Regions from separate parts of the Homo sapiens genome. Here all the other regions are linked to region 1. The links are chromatin loops, found by intact Hi-C in ENCODE. Cell type or tissue: endothelial cell of umbilical vein. All regions are shown on one strand. Region 1 holds the start of RARB (retinoic acid receptor beta). Region 2 overlaps RARB (retinoic acid receptor beta). Region 3 overlaps LOC107986070 (a long non-coding RNA gene).

Region 1 (8,000 bases):
TTAATGAATACATGTAGAGGACTTTTACTTTTCACTTTATATCTTTTGGACAAGACTTTGAATTTTTATGAGCATGTATTACTTAAATCTAGATTTATAGGGAGTGATGGAAAATGTGAAAATAAAATTTTAAAAAGGAAAAGAAAGAGTAAAGATCTAGATTTAAAAAAGGAAATGTAAACAAGATGAAATAGCCAAAGATAGGTCTCCCCAAAACTAATGTTGAGACAATGCCACCAGCAGTGACAGTCAGCTAAGAGATGGTTCGCAGCTCACTGCTCAGTACTGAGGCATTCAGCAGGGGTTGTATTTAACTTTCAAGTTGGAACCAACCGAAACTGTTGGGCTTGAAGAGCTGTCTTTATGAGTCATCGACGGCAGAAAGCACAGAAGCACTAAAGAAAATAATTCAGAAATGTGGAAAGAGAAAAGTATGCCCTTGTCTTGGGAGAACAATATTTGTGTGTAACCAAGTAGGAAGACTTTGTGGAGGAAAGTCTGAAAAAGCAGAGAGCTGAAGAGAAAAGAGCCAAATGAAGGACACGGTGGCCAACACTCAAAGTAAAAAGACATTTTTGAAGAAGATGTGTTTCTAGGGTTTCTAAGAAGTCGCTATACTCATGCCCAGAGCCACCTTGCAAGTTCATTTGGAAAGTGCATTGGTGTCTTTTGGTATAAGATCCACGAACATCAACAGTCCTGTTATGTGAGCAGGTGTTCATACTGAAGGGCCACAAGCAAAGTTTCCATGTGTTATTACTGTTAGAACTTCCCCCGCTCCCTTCCAACACAAAAGCAGCTCTGCCTGCTAGTATGGAAGCCCTGGGAAGAGCCTCATACTTGCCTCGTGCTGCCAACATCTCTGCCTTGGCTTCCCTGCTGGAACACACAAGTCACTCAGTACTAGCCATTTATTCTTCTGGCAGAACTGTGGCAAGAGGGGATTAACAGGGAAAAAAAATTAAAAAACAAACAAAAAGCCAAAACAACATGAAAGAGCTGGGCATGTCTTTAAAACAATCAGTGTCCACCTCCCCCAGCCCTGTGCCTGTGTCTGCCTGCACTTTGCATGTCTGCCCCTGTGGTGGGGGGGGATATGTCTGCGCCTCTGAAAATCTTCTTATTTAGACATCACAAGGTATTAGCCCAATTTTGAACACAGCCGGCTGCAGTACGGTGCACAGACACGACTGCTCTTTCTTCAGAAAACTCTCCAGTTCAAACATGTTTGCAGAGCATGATTCATGGTGTTTCTTTCTGGATTGTCCAGTGGGTAATTGCTGTACGAAAACCAGAGAAACAGATGTAGACCCTGAACCCTGGCTATAAATTTTTGTTTTATGATTATGGGTTTCAAATGTGCTGTGTCACACTGACAAATATACAGTTACTCTGAAACAAAATGGATTTTACTCTCAAAGTTTTGCTTTTTGTTTTTCACTTTTTGTTTGCTTGTTGGTTGGAAATACATTTATTAGATCATTGATCAAACACAAAGAAAATAGAGATGACACATATCAGAATGTTATTTTATGCCATAACAAGAAGATATTTGGGAAAGTTTCTTCCAACCCTGTGGCTAATGTTTAAAATGGGTGTCAGTAGTTTACATTTCATTACGGACAAATCGGTCTATTTTTCACTTTCTACCCTACTCATTAATCTTTATAGTGCACGGATCTGTATTTAAAGAATTATGGCTTATTTATGTATCTTTCCTTCATTTTACTTAAAATGAAGAATTTGGAGACAGAATCAAGTTTTCAAGAAGTGTAAGCATTTACTGATGAAGAAATAATTAGCATGTGGCTAAATCATGGGTCTGTTTTATAAATTAATACTTGGATTAAGTAATAGCTCTAATTATTGCTATCAGCATAATTAATTCATGATGAGGAATGATTAATTGACTAGCGAATATTGTCATATTATAAGAAACCCATACTATTCCTTTCATGGGGATTTAAATACTGATTATTCATTTCAAGGCCCAAGTTCATTTCTCAGTTGAGAACTTCAAGGTAATTATATATTTTACATTTTCTTGCACAAAGAAAGAAAACATCGAGTCGCCCAACCTTTACCACACACAGAGAGAGACACACTAATGTTGTTATTTTTGTGCAATGATACAGTATAGAGGTAAGAAATTCGGAAGCAGTGGTCTCGCTCAATGAGGCTGATTCCATAGCTTAAGAAATGAGAATGAACAGAATTTTGAGGACACCCATCCCCATCTTCACTTCCCTGGGACCAGTGCATCTCTACTCTTTGGAGAGATGTTAAGCAAGAATGTGCAGCAGCCTCCCCTGGATAACAGATCCCTGTACACACATACCTGTCAGTGATGCCATGTTTCTCATCTCTAACTTAAGTTTCTCCTGCTCTACTTCCAATATAGCTGTTTCCTCTTCTCTTGTCTAACAACTTTTCATCCACCTCCACTGTCCGGTAAAAATGAACTCAGTTTCCAAGGAACTCTAAGGACCTTAAATAAGCATTTGGAGCCATAAGCCTCATGGACCAAGTAGAAATTGGCACATAATGTAGTGCTTTGTGTATCTTTACAACTACCTTAATGACAGTGTGTTAAATGTTTTGTAAATTCCTCTGTGTTCTCTTGCTTAAAATGTGTGTTTTCTTTGTAGTTAAAGGGTTTCTTACAATAAGTCTCTGTTACAAAATGATGGCCATATAAAAGAGAGAAGAGAGGCGCAAAAATAACAAACACAGATTCAGCAAAAATCTCACCCCTTTATTGCCCTGAACTTTTCAATAGCAAGAACTGAGCTTGCTGGGCTGAAAATTGTTTTAATGTACCTTCATAAAAGGATCTTTGACTTGGTAAGTGTGTGCGATGCATACTTTTCATGTTACACCACAAGTGCCACTTAGCAACTCCACTAGACAGGGCAGTGTTTCAGCATGGGGTGGGGTGCCCCCTGACAGGCTTTTAAAAGGCCCGGATGCCAATGCACATTCCAACACTATCCACAAAAAGGAGACTGGAGCAGTGCTCTTCCCTGCATTGGGCAAGGAGACTCTCCCTCCCTGCCTAACCACTTGCCTGCCCTGTTTTGTGGGAGAATTACAAGTAAATGCTACAGAGGCAGTGGAGAAAAAAGGGTGTTTTAATTCCTCTCCAGAGTTTCCTTTATTTGATGTATGTTGCATCCTTTAAACAAGTTGTGCAAAATGGCTGCAGGGTAGATTGGCTCTCCCTTTTAAAGCTCTCCATCCGGCTGGGTTTATTTGTAAATACTGCATCTATCCTTCTTAGTGTTTTAGGACTGGCTGGAAAGACTCTTCTTCCTGTAGGTTGGGTCAGTGTGAGAGATCTAAAAAATCATTTTCCCTTAAAATTACTGTATTTTAATAAAAGGATTGGGCAGGGGCTGGAATGAGAGAAAACTGGTCCTTCAAAATGTAAAACTGTCATACTTAAACCAGTTTACAAAATATGCGTTTAATTATGTGGTGGGATGTGTGTAGGTGTATGATGAGAGAGGCAACCAACATGGCTATTTGGGGTGCAAGGATGTGGGAACAGGCAAGTAATTTTCACATTGGACTTTCATCCTAGGGAGCTGGGTTCTAGTCACAGCTCTGAGCTGTGTGACCTTGGGTAGGTCTCATCTCCCCGGGGTTTTGTTTCACCAGTTGAACAGTATGAGGATGAGTCACAGCTAACATTTGTTCCATGATATTTACCCAGCACCATACAAGTGTTATTTCTGTCCTCCCAGTTAACACTGACGTGGGTAGTATTATATGCCCATTTTACAGATGAGGAAACTGAAGCCTGAAGAAGTTAAATACTTATCCCAGAACACACAGCTGGTAAGTGGCAGACCTGGAATTGGAATCTAGTTCAGTTTGATTCCCCAACCCATGCTCTTGACCACTATACTGTTTTTTCAAGTCCAGATCTGAAATCTCATTTTCTGTGTGGCTGTGTGTTTGGGACAGGGGTAACCAATTCCTGACTACTCTATATGCTGCATAGAACCTGGAGAGGATTTTTCAAAGTAAATGAATCTCGAAAGCTGGATTGCAGAGCAAACGAGTGCAGTCAATTCAGCCAGGGGCTTGCAAGAGGGAGAAAGAGAAAAAGACTGTGGAATGGAAAGTTTCCCAACCCAAGCCTTTCCCAAGGGGTAGCCATTCTCTGTTCTACAGTTTAGGGCTTGCATGTGCTTTTTCTGGAGTGGAAAAATACATAAGTTATAAGGAATTTAACAGACAGAAAGGCGCACAGAGGAATTTAAAGTGTGGGCTGGGGGGCGAGGCGGTGGGCGGGAGGCGAGCGGGCGCAGGCGGAACACCGTTTTCCAAGCTAAGCCGCCGCAAATAAAAAGGCGTAAAGGGAGAGAAGTTGGTGCTCAACGTGAGCCAGGAGCAGCGTCCCGGCTCCTCCCCTGCTCATTTTAAAAGCACTTCTTGTATTGTTTTTAAGGTGAGAAATAGGAAAGAAAACGCCGGCTTGTGCGCTCGCTGCCTGCCTCTCTGGCTGTCTGCTTTTGCAGGGCTGCTGGGAGTTTTTAAGCTCTGTGAGAATCCTGGGAGTTGGTGATGTCAGACTAGTTGGGTCATTTGAAGGTTAGCAGCCCGGGTAGGGTTCACCGAAAGTTCACTCGCATATATTAGGCAATTCAATCTTTCATTCTGTGTGACAGAAGTAGTAGGAAGTGAGCTGTTCAGAGGCAGGAGGGTCTATTCTTTGCCAAAGGGGGGACCAGAATTCCCCCATGCGAGCTGTTTGAGGACTGGGATGCCGAGAACGCGAGCGATCCGAGCAGGGTTTGTCTGGGCACCGTCGGGGTAGGATCCGGAACGCATTCGGAAGGCTTTTTGCAAGCATTTACTTGGAAGGAGAACTTGGGATCTTTCTGGGAACCCCCCGCCCCGGCTGGATTGGCCGAGCAAGCCTGGAAAATGGTAAATGATCATTTGGATCAATTACAGGCTTTTAGCTGGCTTGTCTGTCATAATTCATGATTCGGGGCTGGGAAAAAGACCAACAGCCTACGTGCCAAAAAAGGGGCAGAGTTTGATGGAGTTGGGTGGACTTTTCTATGCCATTTGCCTCCACACCTAGAGGATAAGCACTTTTGCAGACATTCAGTGCAAGGGAGATCATGTTTGACTGTATGGATGTTCTGTCAGTGAGTCCTGGGCAAATCCTGGATTTCTACACTGCGAGTCCGTCTTCCTGCATGCTCCAGGAGAAAGCTCTCAAAGCATGCTTCAGTGGATTGACCCAAACCGAATGGCAGCATCGGCACACTGCTCAATGTAGGTTTATTTTTTTCCCTTCTTCTACCAAGAAAAAAAAAATTGTCTCTCTTGCATGCAATAAAGACGTTGGAAATAAACTGCATTGGTAGCAAGACAAAGGATTTAATGATTTAATGCTGAAGGGGTGTGATATGCTGGCATGCATATTGATTCCCTTTGCTGAAAATTTCCTGTTAGATGTTTTCTTCCCAAATAACCCCTCCCGCCCCCATGCTCCTCTCCTTACCAACCTTATAGTCTCTTGAAAACAGTTTTTAAAATATGCATAAAAATGTGGGGGGTGGGGAGTAGAGGGTGACCACAAGACTTTAAAACATTCTTCAAGTAGGGCAATTTGACACATTTTGCAGTTTTTACTAAAATGTATGCAGAGTGGAATTTAACTTTGCTGTTCTTTGGATTAGCTACTAGTTGTATAGGTCCCCCCACCCCTTGTGTATTCCAACAGTCCAAAGTAATTAAAATATGACATTTTCCTTGAAAGGAATTTAGTTTAATTAAGGTGGCTGCTGCTCCCGAAGTTCATAAACCACCAGTTCAAGCTGCCGCTTCCAATGTTTTCCTTGCTAAGGAAAGGCAATATTTCTTAGCATTGACCCTGCTGCCACCTTTCCAAGTCACTTTGTTGGTCTAAGAAGTTGCTGTTTTGCTAGAAAACTACTGGCAATGAACACCCCTTGGACTGAGCCATCCATTATTTCCATATCTTGCAGTTCAGCCCGGAACGTGGACATCAGTTAAAGGAAAGGAAATATAAGTGGGGTAGCCCAATTTAAAAAAAAAATATTGACTATTTTGTTATCTGATGCTGACACAGTGCCGAGGTACGCACCTGGTCAACAGTAGCCTGGCTGCAGGCTTGAGAAATGATCAGGAGTCCCAGAAAATCCCACCTTCGGGTGGCTGTAGTGGGAGCCTGCAGGATGCTTCGCCGCCCTGACAGTGATTTAGATAAATGGCTCAGCTATCTATCAAAATGTTTTTAGTACTTTATTTGACAATTCATTGGAGCATTAGCCTGAAAATGACATTTTAAATCTTTGTTTTCAAAGAGGTCAAAGTTTAACTGGAAGAAATTGAGTTTTCCTAATAACATGGTGGCTTATCTAAAGAGAGAAGAAAAAGGGGAGAGGGGACAATGACAGGATTTAAATTGCCCTCTCTGAAACTTTTTCTTAAGAATAAAGACTTGCTTCTTGGGCCGGGAAATCAACAGGTTTGTAGCTGAAAAATCAATAACCATTTGATGCCAACAGCCTGGCTGTCTGACTTAACATTTTGTAGAGCCATAAGCAGGGCAAAAAGAATATCGTTTTCAGAAGGCGCCTTAATCTTCAGCTGCTCCCCAAATGCCTTTTCTTTTTTGGTGCCCATTTTATTTCTGGAGAACTCAAAGAAACTGGAGTGTTACAAAATAATTTTCTAATCCAAGAAGAGACTTTTCAGACCTGTCCTCTTTGTAGCAATTAAAACAGTATGAACAATTTCTGTTGGAATCCCAGGGAACTGGGGCTCTCTGAAACTTTTTCTTGTTAGAGAAAGTGGTAATGAAACATGTTTTTTAACAGAAGGAAAAAATATGCTCAGGATCCTCGCCAAAAGTTATTAGACCTAATAGAGTTTTTACATGTAGACATTCTTCCTTTTGTAATTAACCTTCCAAAGATGCCTATTAAGTTGTAAGAGTAGGGGGAAAAGCTTTGTTTGTTCTTGGACAAGTTAAACAAGGGATTTGCTTTATCTAGGGAGAGCGAGCGGTGAATGTGTCATTCGCCTAAAACTACCCGATAAGCAAGAAGTGTTGATAACAGCAAAGTTTAGCTAATCAAAGAAACTTGCATTAGACAAAGTAAATAAAGGCATTTGACAAAGGGATTTCAGAAATTCCAGTGTCTTATTTTTGTAAGCAGGGCAATTAGTTCTTATTGTGGTCAGTTTCACAAGAGTTTGAATCCCACACCCCAACTTTAGGTTAAATGAATAAAATGTAAATATTGCTTGTGCCCTTGCAGAGTTGCTTTACCCTCATAAACCACTTTATGATGGTCAGTTGTTCCAACGATTTTTTTTTTTTTTTAGCATAAATAAAACTAAAACTTTTTTTTTTTTTTTTTTTTAGAGATTCTAACAAATGTCTTGTGCCATGCAGTGTTTGGTTCAGGGTGGTACAGCTAGTTAGGGCTATTGAAATAAAAGTATATTAGGGCTACATTTGTGTAAGTAAGAACATAACCACAACCTTTTCCATTTTACTTAATGGCTATTTTGACGAGAAGCAGATCTGTTTTTGCTTTTAACACAGAGGAAACAGTGGGCAAAGAAGAAAAAGTACTAAATTCCAACCAAAACTATTTTCTGCTTTGAGTTTTTTTTATGGTGTGTGTGTGTATGCATAGTAAATAAAGTAAGACCTTTGAACATGGAGCACACCATCACAAGCTCACTTTGAAAGGTGTTAAAATATTCCCTTTATTTTCTTTTTAATTTTAAAGGCAGAAAAATGATATGCCAGCCAGCTGCCATTTGTAGTAGTGTCTGTGAATTGCTTCTTATAAGCATTCAAAGTCAGGATTAGGGGACTACTAAGGGAATGTGGTCTAAATATTACGATTGACGACTGCCCCTGGAAGGTATAGGAGTCACTAAATTTCTGTTCAGATGTCTCCAGGATTATCTTGGTTTTAGGCGGCTCCAGATGTTTT
Region 2 (8,000 bases), 81 kb after region 1:
GATTGAGGTTGACTTCACCCAAACCATGTGGGTGGGGAGTGTGGAAGAAAATGTTCCTCAGAGGGGAATCAGAAAGACAGGAGGCAAAAATGACCTCATGTCCACCATGATTTGTCAGGTCCCACAGTGCTGTTCCCAAGGCACTCTTCTTTATGCTGTGGGAGAAAAAAAGAAGGATAAAACTGAGAAAATTTAAGAATCATTATAGTAATAGCTAACTGGACAGGGTATTTTCTATGTGCCAAGTATTACATTAACCACTTTTTTTTTTTTTTTTTTTTTGTGTCACCCAGGCTGGAGTGCAGTGGCGTGATCTCAGCTCCCTGCAACCTCCACCTCCTGGGTTCAAGCGATACTCCTGCCTAAGCCTCCCAAGTAGCTGGCATTATAGGCGCCTGCCACCACGCCCGGCTAATTTTTGTATCTTTAGTAGAGATGGCGTTTCATCAAGTTGGCCAGGCTATTCATCATGTTGGCCAGGCTGGTCTTGAACTCCTGACCTCAGGTGACCCACCCACTTCAGCCTCCCAGAGTGCTGGGATTACAGGCGTGAGCCACCGCGCCTGGCCTGCATTAACCACTTTTAATGCTTTATCCCATTGATCTTCATAACAACCCTATGAGATAGATTAGTTACAATTCCTCCTTCCCAGGTCCCACCATTTTTTTGGCAGATGTGGAAGCTGAGACACAGAGACATTAATTTACTCAAGGTAACACAGTTAGTAAGGGGCAGTGCTGAGATTTGGAACCAGGCAGTTTGATGAGAAAGTCTATATTCAAACTGAAATATATACTGCGTGCCATAGGAAGCAGCGTTTAAAACTCCGAGTTCCTTTTTCCACTCTATTTTATTGCCAGTGGTTAATAAAACAATAACCATGCTCCTTGCTCTATATTAGAGATGTATCCCCTAGAAAATCATGTGCAAATTTAATTTTTATAGATCAAATTTGATTTTACATGTGTAAGGGGATTTACAAGTAAAAGAAATCCTTTAACGTGGCCTATCAGAACAGTATGCTTATTTCTTCATTTTTTTTTTTTTCTGTTTTGTAAATGCTGCTGGGTATACCTTGTATTTTCCAAGGGCTTATAGGACTAGGGAAGCCTTTTTGCAGAGAAACAGCTGTCTGTCAAAGCATAGAATAATGGCAAGTGAAAAAAAAACTCGATTTTTAGCAGCATTCTAAAGAGGTGGTACAATAGTTTATGAAGAATTGGAGAAGGAGGCAAAGGAAGCAAACTGACTCGAATGATGAACTTCTGCTGGTGGCGTGGGAGGTTTGTAATGATGTCAGAAGAGGAAAGCATGTGGCAAAGCCCTGAAATAAAAACAATTAATGAAAAAGAGAAACAATAAATGAAGGCATAACATTTGGATTATGAAAGAAATGTCCAGACAAGCTTACGGTATAGATAATAGCTAATGGTCCATGATGGGAAAGAAGATTTAAGATGATACTGTTTAGAAACCATGGGAGTAAAGCCCTAGAAAGCCTGATCATATGCATTTAAGTCAGTTACAGAAATTCAAATGAATAGTTCAGATCTTTAAGCCAAAGGTCAGCAAACCATTTTTTAAAAGAACCAGCTCTTCAGGCATGGTAGCGCGCTCCTATAATCCCAGCTACTCAGGAGGCCAAGGCAGGAGAATCGCTTGAACTTGGGAGGCGGAGGTTGCAATAAGCCGAGATCGCACCATTGCACTCCAGCCTGGGCGACAGGGTGAGACTCCATCTCAAAAAAAAAAAAAAAAAAAAAAAACCAGCTCTTTTTTAAAAGATGTTAGAAATTTTAGAAAATATTTTTGAGGCCCTGTGCAGTAGCTCACACTTGCAATCCCAGCAATTTGTGAGAAGGAGATGGGAGGATCTCTTGAGCCCAGTAGTTTGAGACCAGCCTGGGCAACGTGGCAAGACCCCAACTCTACAAAATTTTTTTAAAAATTAGCTGAGAGTGATGGTGTGGACCTGTGGTCCCAGCTACTCAGCTAATCGGGAGGCTGAGGAAGGAGGATCACTTGAGCCTGGGAGGTTGAGGCTGCAATGAGCCATTTTCATGCCACTTCACTCCAGCCTGGGCAACAGAGCAAGACCCTGTCTCACAAAAAAAGAAAATATTTGTCCCTGTCTTCATTACTTAACTCTGCCATTATAGCGCAAAAGTAGCCATGGAAAATATAAACAAACAAGTGTGGTTATATTCCAGTAAATCTTTATTTACAAAAGCAGATGAAGGGCTAGGTTTGGCCCACAGGCCATGGTTTGCCAATGTCTGCTTTAAGTGGCTCATCCGGTGGCCAAGGATGCCACTTAGGGCTGCTCTGTGATCCCATCCCATGCTTCTCCCCTACCAGTAGACACACCCAGCTTCCAGCCACACTACACCATGCTGACTTATGAGCCGTATGTCTCCATTTTTCTGAGGATTTACCTCCTTCTCCATCAGTTGAACCCCAGGAGCCTGATGAAATGTCATTTCCTCTTTGAAGCCTCCCCTAAGCCTCATTCCACACTCTAGGCAGAATTATTCATTCTTCCCTCCCCAACCCTGTTTTCTCACAGTGCTTCGCACAAAGCTCCATGAACCGCAAACTTATTATATTATACAGATAGTATGATTCTTCACACACCAGTGAGTCTCCCTGGCTGGATTATAAACTCTTAAAAGGCATGCATCATGTCTTTCTCACCTTGTAGCCCCTGAATATAGCATGAAGCTTTGCTCGGTGAAGTTAGATTGATCAAGGGGTTAAATGTGACCAGTTTTAAAGGCAAACCCATCTTCTCCCTGGCTTTACTTTCTGAAAAGTTGTCAGAGGCAAAACAATTCTAGGTGTGTATTCAAATCGCAGTCATTCGTTTATCTGCTAGGGGCCCAGAACAAGTTACTCAACTTCTTGGAGGCTGTGTTTTCTACCTGGATGAGAGAAACATTGGTATTGACTAACAGCCCAGGCGTGACATGAGAATTGATGCTTTTAATCCTGTTTAGACAGCAGTGTTTCCATAAGCTGCTTCCTCTTCCCAGTTCCCTCCCCCAGAAGACATTAGATCTTCTAGGGCTTTTGCCAGTGAAAAAGGCTGAGCTGAGCAGGTGTCTTGGGGAGTTGTGCATGACAGAAGCCCAGTTAAGAGGGAGAAGCAAAGATGGACATGTATTGGGGTTTGGACCTTACTTTTGCCAAACCTTAGCTATCAAAGAAGGGGGTCCAGGGATAGGGGAGACACTGGGGTCAGGAGGTCAGAAGGAAAATGGAAGACAAGAAGTAGGCCAGAATTATGACTCGGGTGCTGTGAGGAAGGGAGAGTAGTATACCCTGGATGCCCCTGAGGTTAGGCTAGGTTCCCATGGGTCATTGGCCTCCTCCAAGACTGGGTGCCCCTACCCTGTGTCTGTAACAGAAACACCATGGAAGGTACTGTTGCTGCCACCCCCTCATTCCAGCTCCTTTCTTTCTGAAAACCACTGGCCGTGAATTCACACAGGGAGCCTCTTTGTATTGCTCTTTGAGGTTATGTTTATGTGCCCATGCCCTTGAGTGATGGGCAAAACATGTCTTTGATTTTGTTTGAGAATGCTTTTTAATGTTTATTTCACAGCATTTTTTTCCTATGACAGTTTCATAAGTGTATTTGTAGAATAGAGCAATTGAATAATCTCTGAATTTAAAAGTCCCTAAGCACTCATTGACACCTTCTCATTTGGGGCATATTGAGCTTAAAAACAGCTTTTCATAAAGTCTCTAAATTCCAATTTATACTTTAGACATGAACGTCCCCATGGGTCGATTGGATGGAATGAATGTGCTTTGTATGGACACTTAGATACTTCTGTGGGAGGATTTTGTTGCTCTGTGTTTCTCTCATTTCCCCTTTACTGTTAAACTTAGATTAAAACAAACCTTTTGGACTAAAGGCACTTAACCTCAGTTAGAATCACCTTTGCTTGTGCACAAATTATATTGATGTGCTCATTGGTTCTACTGCTGGATTTTACTGGCTTAATAACAGGGAAATTCATATTGTAGGTTGCACTGTGTAGTTGGGAAATTACATAAAAATCATCATCAGGGCACTTAATGTCTTTCTAATTTTAGTTTATTTCTTCATTTGTTCCCGTGTTAGATCCCAGCCTGTTACTTTGCTTCCAGGGTTCACTGTGATCATTTTGTTCTGTTCACCAGAAACTACCATTAACCCCCACCTTCTCTTCTTGCTCTGTGGCACACAAATCCCTGAAGAGCCCCCCAAAAGTAAGTGAAAGGCTGGAAACTTCCTACTTTTATACCTAAAAATGTCCTAGAAGCTGGAAAATAAAAATCTGCTGCCCCTTTCTACTTGCCAAATATGAATATTTGCCTGCATCTGTTTAGGAGATTTAAAAAAAAAAAAAATTATGTTTGGGTACCAGCAGCCCGGTGATGTCAGTGCCACTGTGGGACTCAAAGCCCATTAACACTCAGACTGAAAAGGAAGTATTAAAATTCCTTCAGCTTTACTAATATATTTCTCCCCACTGCCTGTCTCCTGGAGAGGGGACACTCAGTACATTCTCACCTTAGAAAAATGAGAAATTTCCATTACACAATAGAACAGCACAGGGCAAAGAACAAAGGGCTTTGAAGTTAGCCTGAGCTGAGGTCAAATGCAGCCCTCGCCTCTAGCTATCTCAACTTGGGCACATGGCAAAATTTTGCTTCACGTGAAATGAACTAACCCATTGCGTGGAGATTATCACAGAAATGTTGCAGGATTGTTTTGTGGATTGGACTCATGGGGTAATGCATTTAGCACCGTGCTTGGCACATAGTAAGTGCCGAATGAGAGTGGTTGTCTGCTACTGCTTCTTTTGGTGACACAGTTTGGTTGCCGCTGTTGCTGCTGCCACAGCTGTGTTTTATTATAGCTACAGCCTTGATTATACTTCAGGAGAAAAGTTAAAAGTAGAGACTCTATTCATTTTGAATTGTTTAGAACACCACAGCTTAGAAGTGCAGCTCCAAATATTATGTCACAGCCTTAAAAATAAAGTTTGCAAGCATGGTTTCTAAAATAAATATCCACCTTTCTTGGCTACTTAAACCGGGAGCCAGGTGGCTCATTTGCCCAGAGATGCCGAGACATGTGTAATCAGAGAATGGGAGAGTATCCTGGTATCCTGGAACCCAACTCCATGGAGAAAACTGAACTGGGGTGTTAGAAAGGACGCCTGGCCCCCTTCCTTCCTCAGTCAGCTCAAGGTGAGGCCATCAGGGTCTTCCAGCAGTGCTGAGCCCAAGCTAAATCGCCACAGAGACAAAGTTGCCCTTCCCCTTCCCCGTCCTCCCAGCAGCTGCCTTTCTTTGCTCATCTGGCACCTTCCATCTCTCCTCTGCCTTATTTGGGACTCTGTGGCCTGCCTTCCTCCAGATCCGTCATGTCCCTTCTCCCAACCAACTCCTGTCCACCCTGTGGCCTCCTCAGCAAGACTGCTTTTGCTGTTAGCCACCTGAGAGGAAAGCTGGGGAGGATATCAGTGGTGCTGTGGTAGTTCATGGTCATGAGGGGCTTTACTAATGGCAACAGCCCCAAGACTTCAGGTTATCCCATGCAGCAGATAGGACAGGAATCATATTCTGATTCAGTTTCCTGAGATTGAGAGAGGGTAAGAGACCTGCCTGAGGTCACACAGCTGGTATACACCCATGGGTCTTAATTCTAATTCCCAGCATCCTTTCAACTACCCTTTGCTTCTCTAAACAATGAAGTTCTTGCACATATTTAAAGCTACACGGTTTTCAGTATCTTCACCTGTATTCGCTCCCACATCAAATATTCTATAATTACAGGCCGGGCACAGTGGCCCACACCTGTAATCCCAGCACTTTGGGAGGCTGAGGTGGGTAGATCACTTGAGGTCAGGAGTTTGAGACCAGCCTGGGCAACACAGTGAAACCCTGTCTCTACTAAAAATACAAAAAAATTAGCCGGGCATGGTGGTGAGCCTCTGTAATCCCAGCTACTCTGGAGGCTGAGGCACAAGAATTACATGAACCCAGGAGGCAGAGGCTGCATTGGGCCAAGATCGAGCCACTGCACTCCAGCCTGGGCAACACAGCAAGACCCTGTCTCAAAAAAAAAATCTATAATTATGTGGTTTGATTTAACGTGTATACTAGTTTAATGCAGTATTTCCCTAAGTGTAAACTGCACACTGTGATATGAAATATAATTTTAGGGAATATTGAACTTGGCATAAGACAGTATGAACTCATTTAATGATAAAGATTTTCCTTTCCAATATTTATTGTCTTTTTATTACCAATGAGAAAAATCTCAGTTTGATGCCAATACAGCCTTAATTAATATTTCTTGAATCTCTGCTAATCTGTCTTTTTAACAGATGGCAACAATCCCTAGGTAGGACTGAAATGTATTTATTTCAGATGTCTGCAAATTTTCTTAAAAGGCCAGGCAGTAAATATTTTAGCATCTGCAGTCCATTTGGTGTTTTTTTGCAACTACTCAACTCTACTATTGCAGCTTCAGAGCTTCACAATTGAGCATGGCTTTGTTCCAATAAAACTTTACAAACACAGTCACTTGACCTGAAAACCCTGTTTATTTTTTGTTTTTTGTTTTGGTTTGTTTTTTTTTGAGATGGCGTCTTGCTCTGTTGCCCAGGCTGGAGTGCAGTGGCACGATCTCGGCTCACTGCAAGCTCCGCCTCCTGGGTTCACGCCATTCTCCTGCCTCAGCCTCCCAAGTAGCTGGGACTACAGGCGCCCGCCACCACGCTCGGCTAATTTTTTGTATTTTTAGTAGGGACAGGTTTCACCGTGTTAGCCAGGATGGTCTCAATCTCCTGACCTCGTGATCTGCCCACCTCAGCCTCCCAAAGTGCTGGGATTACAAGTGTGAGCCACAGTGCCCAGCCAACCCTGTTTATTTTTTACCCTACCTTTCTATTTATGGCAAATGACACCCCTTTCCCCTTTATAGTAGTAATACAAACATTTCCTCTAAATTTTATTTAAGAAAAAAAATCAATTGAGACAGAAATCGTTAAGTGTGTAGCAGCCTGTGAATATGTGCAAAATTGTGAAGGCAGTACTTCAAAGGACTGAAGTTTGAGAAACACTGGTTTTATATGTTCTTGTATCTTAGGAATAGAAGCAGAGTCTGCAGCTGTGGCCTGAGCCCTCTCAGAGTCTCTGTAGTGCCTCAGTTGCTGGTCAGATCCCACTGACATGCCCCTGCCTTACTGCCTGCCGCTAACCCTTCCTCACATGCTGAACTCTGTGCACAACTTGAGGATGGGAAGGAGGGTCTTGCTTTTTTGCATCCTCAAGGTTTAGACCTTTCCTGATAAAACAAGGGGTCAATGAATGGGTGGATCTGTCACAGTGGATTTTAAGCATCCGGGGGAACTGATGGAGGGATGCAGTATGCTGCTTAAAGCCTGGACTTAAGGGGGAGTCAGATTCATACCCCAGCCCACCACTTACTTAGCTCTGTGTGATCTTGGGCAGGTCACTTAACATCTGTGTACACCAAGTTGCTTGTCTGTAACATGAAGAGAGTAATAGTACCTACTTCATGTGGCTATTGTGAGAAGGAAATGAATTAATACATGGCAGGGGCTAAAAACAGTACTTAGCTAAGCGTTAGCTCCTGTTACTGTTCCGGTATCTGTTATGATACTGAGCCATCCTGGTCTCTAAAGATTGGTGTATTCATTCATCAGCGGTCCTTAGTGATTGTACAGGACAGCTAATGCTCCTTCCGACCCAGTGGTCCCTTTACTCAAAACAAGAAGTACATGTCCTTGGGACTCAAATCTACCCCCACAAAGCAAGGTGATGGGTAGATGGGGCCAGAAGCAGTTTCAGCTCTGAGCCAGGTGATCTGATGTTGGAATTCATGGCACTTCATCGCTTACACAATCAACTCCAAATGTCCAAATGTGTTAGCATGGGCAGAGAGCCCTGCACAGCTGCCCCAGCCTGTCCAACA
Region 3 (8,000 bases), 650 kb before region 1:
CATTTAAAGAGAGAAACTTTCAGACTATATTTTAAAAATCCACTAATATGTTGTCTATAAGAGGCATATTTAAAACAACAGTATTCAGAAATTTGAAAATAAACTAAGAATGCTATATAGATAAATCCAAATCTAAAGAAATCTGGCATAGCCATTTTCGTATCAGGCAATGAAGAATTTAAAGTTAAAATTATGAATGTAAAAGAGGGTTAGTATATTAGAAGAAAAAACAGTAGATTGAGAAGTTACAATAATCATCATGAATATGTGTGTGTGTGTGTATGTGTGTGTATCTGCACAAGGTCGTAAAATACAAAAAGCAACAAATGGATGTACCTCAGTAATAATGACCCTATGTAGAACCCAGATCTTGGTTCCTAGTGCCATTCTCCAGTCAAAGAAAGCAGAGCTCTTGTAGAATGACTTATTCTAGAGCCCAGGTAGGAAATATGTAAGATGAGTCTGAAGCATTTTGTAGTGCCAGACAGAAAGAAGCGCAAAATAAATAAATAAATAAAATTTAAAATTTTTTTAAAAAAATCCCCAAACAAAGAAACAAAAAACTCTACCCCCGTTGATGTGGATGTCTCAAGGGGCACAGGTGCCAACAATATCCCAGTGATTCAAACAACAAAATAAATAAAGCAATATTGGATAATTACCCAAAGTATAAAAGAAATATCTATGAGTCCATATTGATAATGATTGAATACATTAATAAATGGCAGAGAAGAAACAAATATTTTATACAGAACAATTCCAAATAATGTATGTAATTATTCTGCCTTAAAAGAGGGAGAGTATAACTTCCCATTCCTTAAGTGTGGATGGCATCTAGTGATTTTCTTCCAAAGAGTGTATTCTGGAAAGGGGAGAAATGAGCAGCTCGACAGTGGAGAAACCTGACAAACACTGCATCAACCAGGTTATCAAGGTCAGTGTCAAGTCATGAATTATGTTGACATGATGTGATGAAAATGCCACTTTATGCTCTGATATTTTCTCTAAAACACTGATAACCCCTGAATATTGAGGCAAATTCCAAAAGGGGACATCCTACAATATACCTGGTCAGTTACTCCTCAAAACTGTCAAGGTCATCAAAAACAAGGCAAGCCCAAGAAACCACCACAGTCTAGAGGGACCTAAGGAAGCATGATGAATAAATGTAGTGTAGTATCTTGGGTAGAATCTGGAACAGAGGAAAGACAACAGGCAAAAACTAAGGAACTCTGAATAAACTGTTCAGTTAATAATAATGTCTCAATATTGATCCATTCATTGTAACAAATCTACCATCTAATGTGAGATGTTGCATTAATTGATGGGGGAGCCCCACCTGCAGGAGTACATGGGCAGTCTCTGTACTGTCTTAATTTTTCTGTAAACCAACAGATGCTCTGAAATGTACAAGGTCTATTAGAGAAAGCGACAAATGACAGGATTACCGGGAGAAAAAATTAAGTAAAAAATGTACTCCACATATTTTAACGCATTCAAGGAATTGATCACACGGACAAAAATTCCTCACCATAAGCCTGTGCCATAAAAAGAGAATGTGCATTCTTTGTGAGCACACACTGAATATTCATAGCAATGTGGGCCACAAAAGATCAATCTCTAAATGCTGACATAACTCAGGACTCCCATTCAGACCACCTTCCCGTTCGGTATATACTCTTCTCCTATGTGAATTCGTCCAGTTCTTGTCTTTAAATACCAGCTTCATGCTGTTACTGTGCAGCCTGGGTCTCAGCCCTGAATTCCAGATTTGGATATCTACGGTCAATTTAACATCTGCACTTATTTTTCTAATAGCTTGGAGTTGGCACTTCCCAAACCAAAGATCTACTTTTCCCCCACAAGCCTGTAAGTGGCAACACCATCCTTTCGGTAGCCCAGGTAACAAAAACAAAATAAAACATCCAAACAAACAAAAACCTTTTTACCTTATGCATGCCATGTCTTACCCACCAGGAGTGTTATTGGTCCTGACTTCAAGTTATCAGTGATGTAATGGGCTTTGACAACCATAGTAGATTTTTTTTAACATGCCTCATCTACAGGACAAAATTATTTTCAGTAATAATCATGAAGTAAAGAAGATAATAATAATGGCTAGAAAAGAAACGTAGACAATGATTTTTTTCTTTCACCAAACTTCATATATAAAATTGTGTCAGAAAAAAATAAATATTACATGTAAAAAAAAGAATAAAATAAAAATTACAATACAAGCAAGGAAAAAAGTATGAATAAACACTACTTGATTTATTACTTGTTATAAAAGAGACAAACAACTTGTACCTATATATTTGTTTTTGGATTAATGAAGTGTTTGAGCCTTCAGACTCAGAACTTCTGAGTTCTGCAAACTTGTCAATGACTTCAACAAAATTAACTTTCTTTACATATTCATGTTTAATAGAATAGAGCCAGATTTGTCAATCTTCCTTCATAGTTGATTGAAGAATACTTTTTATAAATGTTATTTACATGAATGAATAAATGCACAATTAGTCATAAAAGTCTTAAAGATAAAAGTCCCATTTTACAATAAAACCCAGAAATTTTAAACACAAATGAAAACTCCAAATGGTCACAGCAAATTACAGAATTAAGATAATTCAAATTCTGTCTCTTCACATTTATAATCACTGTGCTATTGTGTATTCTTAATCTCCTATCTAACTGCAGAGATAGGTGGTACCACCAAGTCGTGCCCCTGAAGTGTGCACCAGCAATTCCTCAACACCACGTAAACATTTTCTCAAAACTTGTGCAGGCAACTGAGTCCATTTGTGTTGGACGACAACCGTGCAACTGGAGCTTCTTGGAAATAACTTCCATCTGGCATACAGTGTTTATTAAAGGATAAGAAATTTAAAATATGCTAAATTGTAGCTCACATGTATATTATTAAAACTCAGCAGAAACTACAGCACTTGTGTAGAACTAAAACTTAGACTAAAGAGCTTTTCTTCTCAGAGGAGTATTTTATCACTGACATTATTTACAATTGCAAGTTCATGGTAACAATAAAAAGCAAACTGACTTTTAGTTAGTTTTAATGTCACTTTTGAATTCTCTACGGATAATTCTCTACTTATTGTCTGCGCCTGGAGTAGATGGCATTCACTGCACCCCTTTTGGGATGCTAGTACAAATTATATCTAAATCTAACTTTCTTCATCCCTATTGCTTCCAACTTTAGGAATCCATGATTTTTCTTTAATTATTGCAGTAGGCTCCTAACTTTATAACTGAACTTGCTTCTTAAGTGTTTTCTTTTTTCCTCATCTATTTGTAACACAGCAGCTAGAGTGATCTTTTAAATGGCAGATGAATCAGTCACTCCTCTATTCAAAACCTTCAAATGACATCTCATTTGTCTCAAGGTATATGTTTGCCATGAACATATGCCTGAGTCCATGCTTAAGTGAGCTGCTTCTAAACCACAACTGAATGGCTCTACTTCTGTTGGGTGTGCTTCTACCTGCTCCATTGTCCCATCTGATTTCACTTGTAAACCACAAGCTCCAAGTAAAATTATTAAGAATTTCAAGATGATAGGAGAGCATTCAACCAAGCATGTGGCTCTTCTCTACAACAGAGGTTGCACATTCCAGGTCTTACGGTTTGGAGAAAACAGACTCATCATGCACTCTTGTGAAAGAATCAACTAATGCACACACCCTGGAGAGAATTGGCATTATTTAGACAAGTGCATAAATTCAACAAGCTGATAGTTCCCCTCTGTGTCTATAACCCAGAACACATCTTTTCCAGACCCAGAAAGGAACACGTATGAGGATGTTTACTAAGACATTGCATGTAGTTAATAGAGAACAGGAAGAAAGTGAGGCATCCACTACCAAGGAATGAATGAATGAATGAATGAATGAATGAATGAATGAACGATGGTGGAGGCATACTACGGAGCAATTAGAAGCCATGAACTAATTTGGTGGTTCTTACTCTGGCTGCTCACCTGAGGAAATTTAAAAACTCCTGGAAGGGCACAGTGGCTCATGCCTGCAATCCCAGCACTTTGGGAGGCCAAGGTGGGAGGATTGCTTGAATCCAGGAGTTTGAGACCAGCCCGGGCAACATAGCAAAACCCTATCTTTACAAAAAAAAAAATTAAAAATTAGCAAGGCATGGTGGCATGTGCCTGTATTCCTAGCTACTCAGAAGGCTGAAACAGGAGGATCACTTTAGCCCAGGAGTTTGAGGCTTCAGTGAGCTATGATGGTGCCACTGCCCTCCAGCTTGGGTGACGGAATGAGACCCTGTCTCAAATAAATAGATGAATAGATAAAATAAGAATTATTAATGCCTAAGCCCCTGTGCCTGGATTAATTGATCTAGAATGGGGATTGGTGTTATTTAAAAGTTCTCGAAGTGATTTCACAGTTGAAAACCATTGAACAAAATGGACATACAGAAATTTGCATATATATTTTAAAATTAAAATGTATCTTATATATTTTATATTTTTTCAAAATGCAACAAATAGGGCATATGTAAATTAAGGCCATACCAATATATAAAATATATTTTCCTAGGAAACTTATATCTCCAAAAACATATATTAAATAGGGTAGAGTGGTTGTCATGAAAGAATGGAGAATTATAGGAGATGCTCATTATCAAAAAAGAGAGAAAATAAGAAAGTGGATTTATCCAAATTGTTGATGATGGAGTTTAATTCTCTGAACCTAGGTGTAAAATAAGTAATAGTTACTAAGAACTGCCTGTATGCTAACCACTCTTTTTTCTAAGTGATTTAATTGTATTATTTCATTTAATCATCACACTGATTCTGTGAGGTAGGTACTATTATTATCTCCACTTTGCAGATAGAGGAAATCAAATGCCAGATGGGTTAAATGGTTCATGCAATATCACAGGGCCAAATAGCAGAGCTCTGCTTGACCCCAGACAGAGGGCGCTCAAGCTCTGCACTTAACTGCTGTGATCTACTGCTTCTAACAAAGATAGTGGGGAAAAAAGAGGAAAGGGATACAGAAAGAGACAGACATTGACATAGAGAGCGCAGGGAAGAAAGAGAGAAACTGAGAGATGGTCTGAGCCTGAGGATCCATGCAATCGCGATTTTAAGTAATTATTGATCCTAACTTATAACTGAATTGGCACTAGTCATAAATGATCATTAAAAACAGAGCACTTCTCAATACTTCTCTTTTATTTACTATCAAGATGAGATAATCTGGAAAAACCTAGATTAAAAAGTTAACAGCCCAAAGGTGAATGTTTAAGATATATATTCAAGACACAATAAAAACTATGAGAAAATGACAATAATATGGGTGTACAATTATGGCTTAGAAGACTAAAAAATCTCCTAAGAATCTACAAAGGATAAAGGAAGCATGAAGTAGGCTCCTCTGAGAAGAATCCCACAGAGATGATGTGTGTTTCTCAGTGCATCATAAAAGGCAATACATGATGTCAGTTTGTTTTATGATCGGTAATGGGAACTAGATCACTAGGATTAAAGTGGTATTGGCTAGATTTCTGCACTGTAAAGTTTCTATTTTTCCCTTCGTCCTTAGTAACAATTCTACAGGAGACACTTCAAAGTTACAAAAATATGTTTCTGCTCAAATGTTCACCCACTTATTTTAGTATTCATTGGTTGATCTTGTCTGTAACAATTCTTATTACTGTAGTGTTTAATATTTTCTAATTTCCTTATTCCTTCTAAATGTATTAATCAGAATTCTTCTGTAGGGAAGAACTGTTCCATTTACTTACTTATTTATATCAGCAAGTTCTCATGGATATTTATTTTATTCTATGAGTTATATTCTAATACTATCATTATTTATTTTGTTGTTCAAATTGTTCCAGCTTCAGCCTTTGGGTGATTTTCCTGGCTGTCCTCAGTGTCCTTTCTACCTGTCTTATCCTTTTCTGAATACTTTCTTACTTCCTCGCACCACATGATCTGATGTGCCCTGGGTCGTTTTATTTAGAAGCCAATATCTCAGAGCTGGGTATGTTCATTACTACTGAGTTGTAGCTGTTTCTAGGTTCTCTCAGTGGGCAACCCTGGAAACTATATGTATGTATGTATGTATGTATGTATGTATGTATGTATGTATACTAATCTTTGCAGACAAACACCTCTATATTTCAGTATTCATCTGCATATAAAATAATAAGAAATAAGAGTTTATATGGATACCACACGCTCAAATCTAACATCAGGGGGTTCATCTAGATTTTTCCTCTTCTTCATTTTAACTTCTGTCTCAAATAGTGAGAAACCTACAGTGTATTCATTTATTTGTTCAACTCTGATCCATTCATAAAGTAATTTCAGAATTCTTAACCCATACCACATCAGAAAAAAAAATGTCTACCTAGAGTACTGTAATTGTGTACAGTATACTTCTTTTTGTATTTAACCTTACAACATCTAGTCAGGCGTATTTCTCTTAGCAAAATATATTGAAGATTTATCCAGGTTGTTATATGTATTGATAATTCATTACTTTTTACTGCTGGGGAAGGTTTCATTGTATGAATGTACCATTCTGCTTATCTATTCACCAGTTGAAGGACATCTGGATTGTTTCAACTTTCTGGTAGCTATGAATAAAACTTCTGTAAATATTCACATATAGGTTTTTATGTGAATGCACATTTTCATTTCTTTTGAAGAAATAACTAGGAGTGGGTTTGCTAGTCCATGTGGTAAGTATATGTTTAATTTTTTAAGAAATTGCCAAACTATTTCCCAAAGAGGCTGTACCATCTTGCATTCTCACTAGCCACATATCAGAGTTCCAATTGCTTTGCATACTCACTGGCGTTTAGCATTATTTTTTTAAGTCTAGCTATTTTAGCATTTACATATATATATAAAATATATAAAATTGTGATTTTAATTTGTATTTCCCTAATAATGATATTAATCATCTTTTCATGTGCTGATATGCCAGCTGTTTATCCTCTTTGTTAAAGTCTGTTCTAATTTGTTCTCTGTTTTTTAAATGGATTGTTTGGTTTCTTATTAATGAATTGTGAGAGTTTTAAAAACTGTATTCTAGTTGCAAGTTCTTTGTCAGATATGTGATTTGGTTTGCAAATGTTTTCTCCTGATCCATGCTTGTCTTTTCATTCTCTTAACTTGGCTTTGCTAACCAAAAAGTTTAAAATTTTAAAAAGTATAATGTTAATTGATCTTTAAAATTTTTTGACTCTTGGTTTTGGTGTTGTTTCTAAGAAACTTTTTGCCTAGCTCAATGTCATAATCATTATCTTCTATGTTTTCTTTGAGAAGATTTTATAATTTCACATTTTGCATTTAAGTGTATGATCCACTTTGATTTAATATTTGGTAAGGCAGAAGCTATGGATACAGATTAACTTATCTCATATGGATATCCAATTGTTCTAGTAACAGTTGTTGAAAAGATTATTTTCTCTCCATTGAATTTTCTTTGCACCTTTATAAAAAAATAAGTATATTTGTGTGAATCTACTTCTGGGATCTCTATTCTGTTATATTGATCTTGTATCTATCTCTGTCAATACAAAACTATGCTGATGACTGCAGATTTATAGTAAATGTTGAAATCAGATAGTATGAATCCTCCAAATTTGTTTTGTTTTTCAGGATTGCTTTTGCTATTCTGCTTTCTTTGCCATGTTTCCACACAAATTTTAGAATTGATGTTTCAATGTATAAAAAAAAACCCTATGGGTTTAAATGGGGATTGTGCTGAATTTGTAAAGTAGTTTGGATAGAACTGACATTTTAACAATATTATAAATGTAATCTAATAAATTATGTAGGATAAGTAGGCTAAAAACAACAAAACACTGATAAAATAAATTAAAGAAGACTAAAATACATGGAGAGATATATCATGTATGTGGATTAAATATATTATTTCTCTTTCTTGCCTTATTGCACTGGCTAGGTCGTTCAGTAAGATGTTGAATGGAAGTGGTGAAAGAGGATA

The links. Hi-C counts contacts between places; a loop is a spot of excess contacts. Peaks named below come from ENCODE experiments on the same cell type or tissue, not always from the same donor. Only the 100,000 strongest peaks of a DNase experiment are listed, where the experiment ranks them.
Region 2: a loop joins it to region 1, with 6 times the contacts of the local background. A loop is called at or near these places in 9 of 110 quality-filtered maps.
Region 3: a loop joins it to region 1, with 8 times the contacts of the local background. A loop is called at or near these places in 6 of 110 quality-filtered maps.

What each region holds. Positions count from the first base shown.
Region 1 is chr3:25,423,594-25,431,593 of GRCh38, forward strand. It overlaps RARB (retinoic acid receptor beta), which reads left to right and starts at 4,670. Exons shown (of 8, transcript NM_000965.5): 1 at 4,670-5,295. The coding sequence starts at 5,139. RefSeq lists an enhancer at 3,731-4,568. In endothelial cell of umbilical vein, no CTCF peak of the experiment used is centred here; DNase peaks (open chromatin) are centred at 4,598, 5,948, 7,118, 7,748 and 2 weaker places; H3K4me3 peaks cover 4,078 bases; H3K27ac peaks cover 4,203 bases.
Region 2 is chr3:25,504,510-25,512,509 of GRCh38, forward strand. All of the region lies in intron 3 of RARB (retinoic acid receptor beta), which reads left to right. Among named protein-coding and RNA genes, the nearest start is that of RARB, 80 kb to the left of the region's middle. In endothelial cell of umbilical vein, no CTCF peak of the experiment used is centred here; DNase peaks (open chromatin) are centred at 4,542 and 5,562; H3K27ac peaks cover 2,826 bases.
Region 3 is chr3:24,769,023-24,777,022 of GRCh38, forward strand. All of the region lies in intron 1 of LOC107986070 (a long non-coding RNA gene), which reads left to right. Among named protein-coding and RNA genes, the nearest start is that of THRB, 280 kb to the left of the region's middle. In endothelial cell of umbilical vein, a CTCF peak has its summit at 4,938; a DNase peak (open chromatin) is centred at 4,959.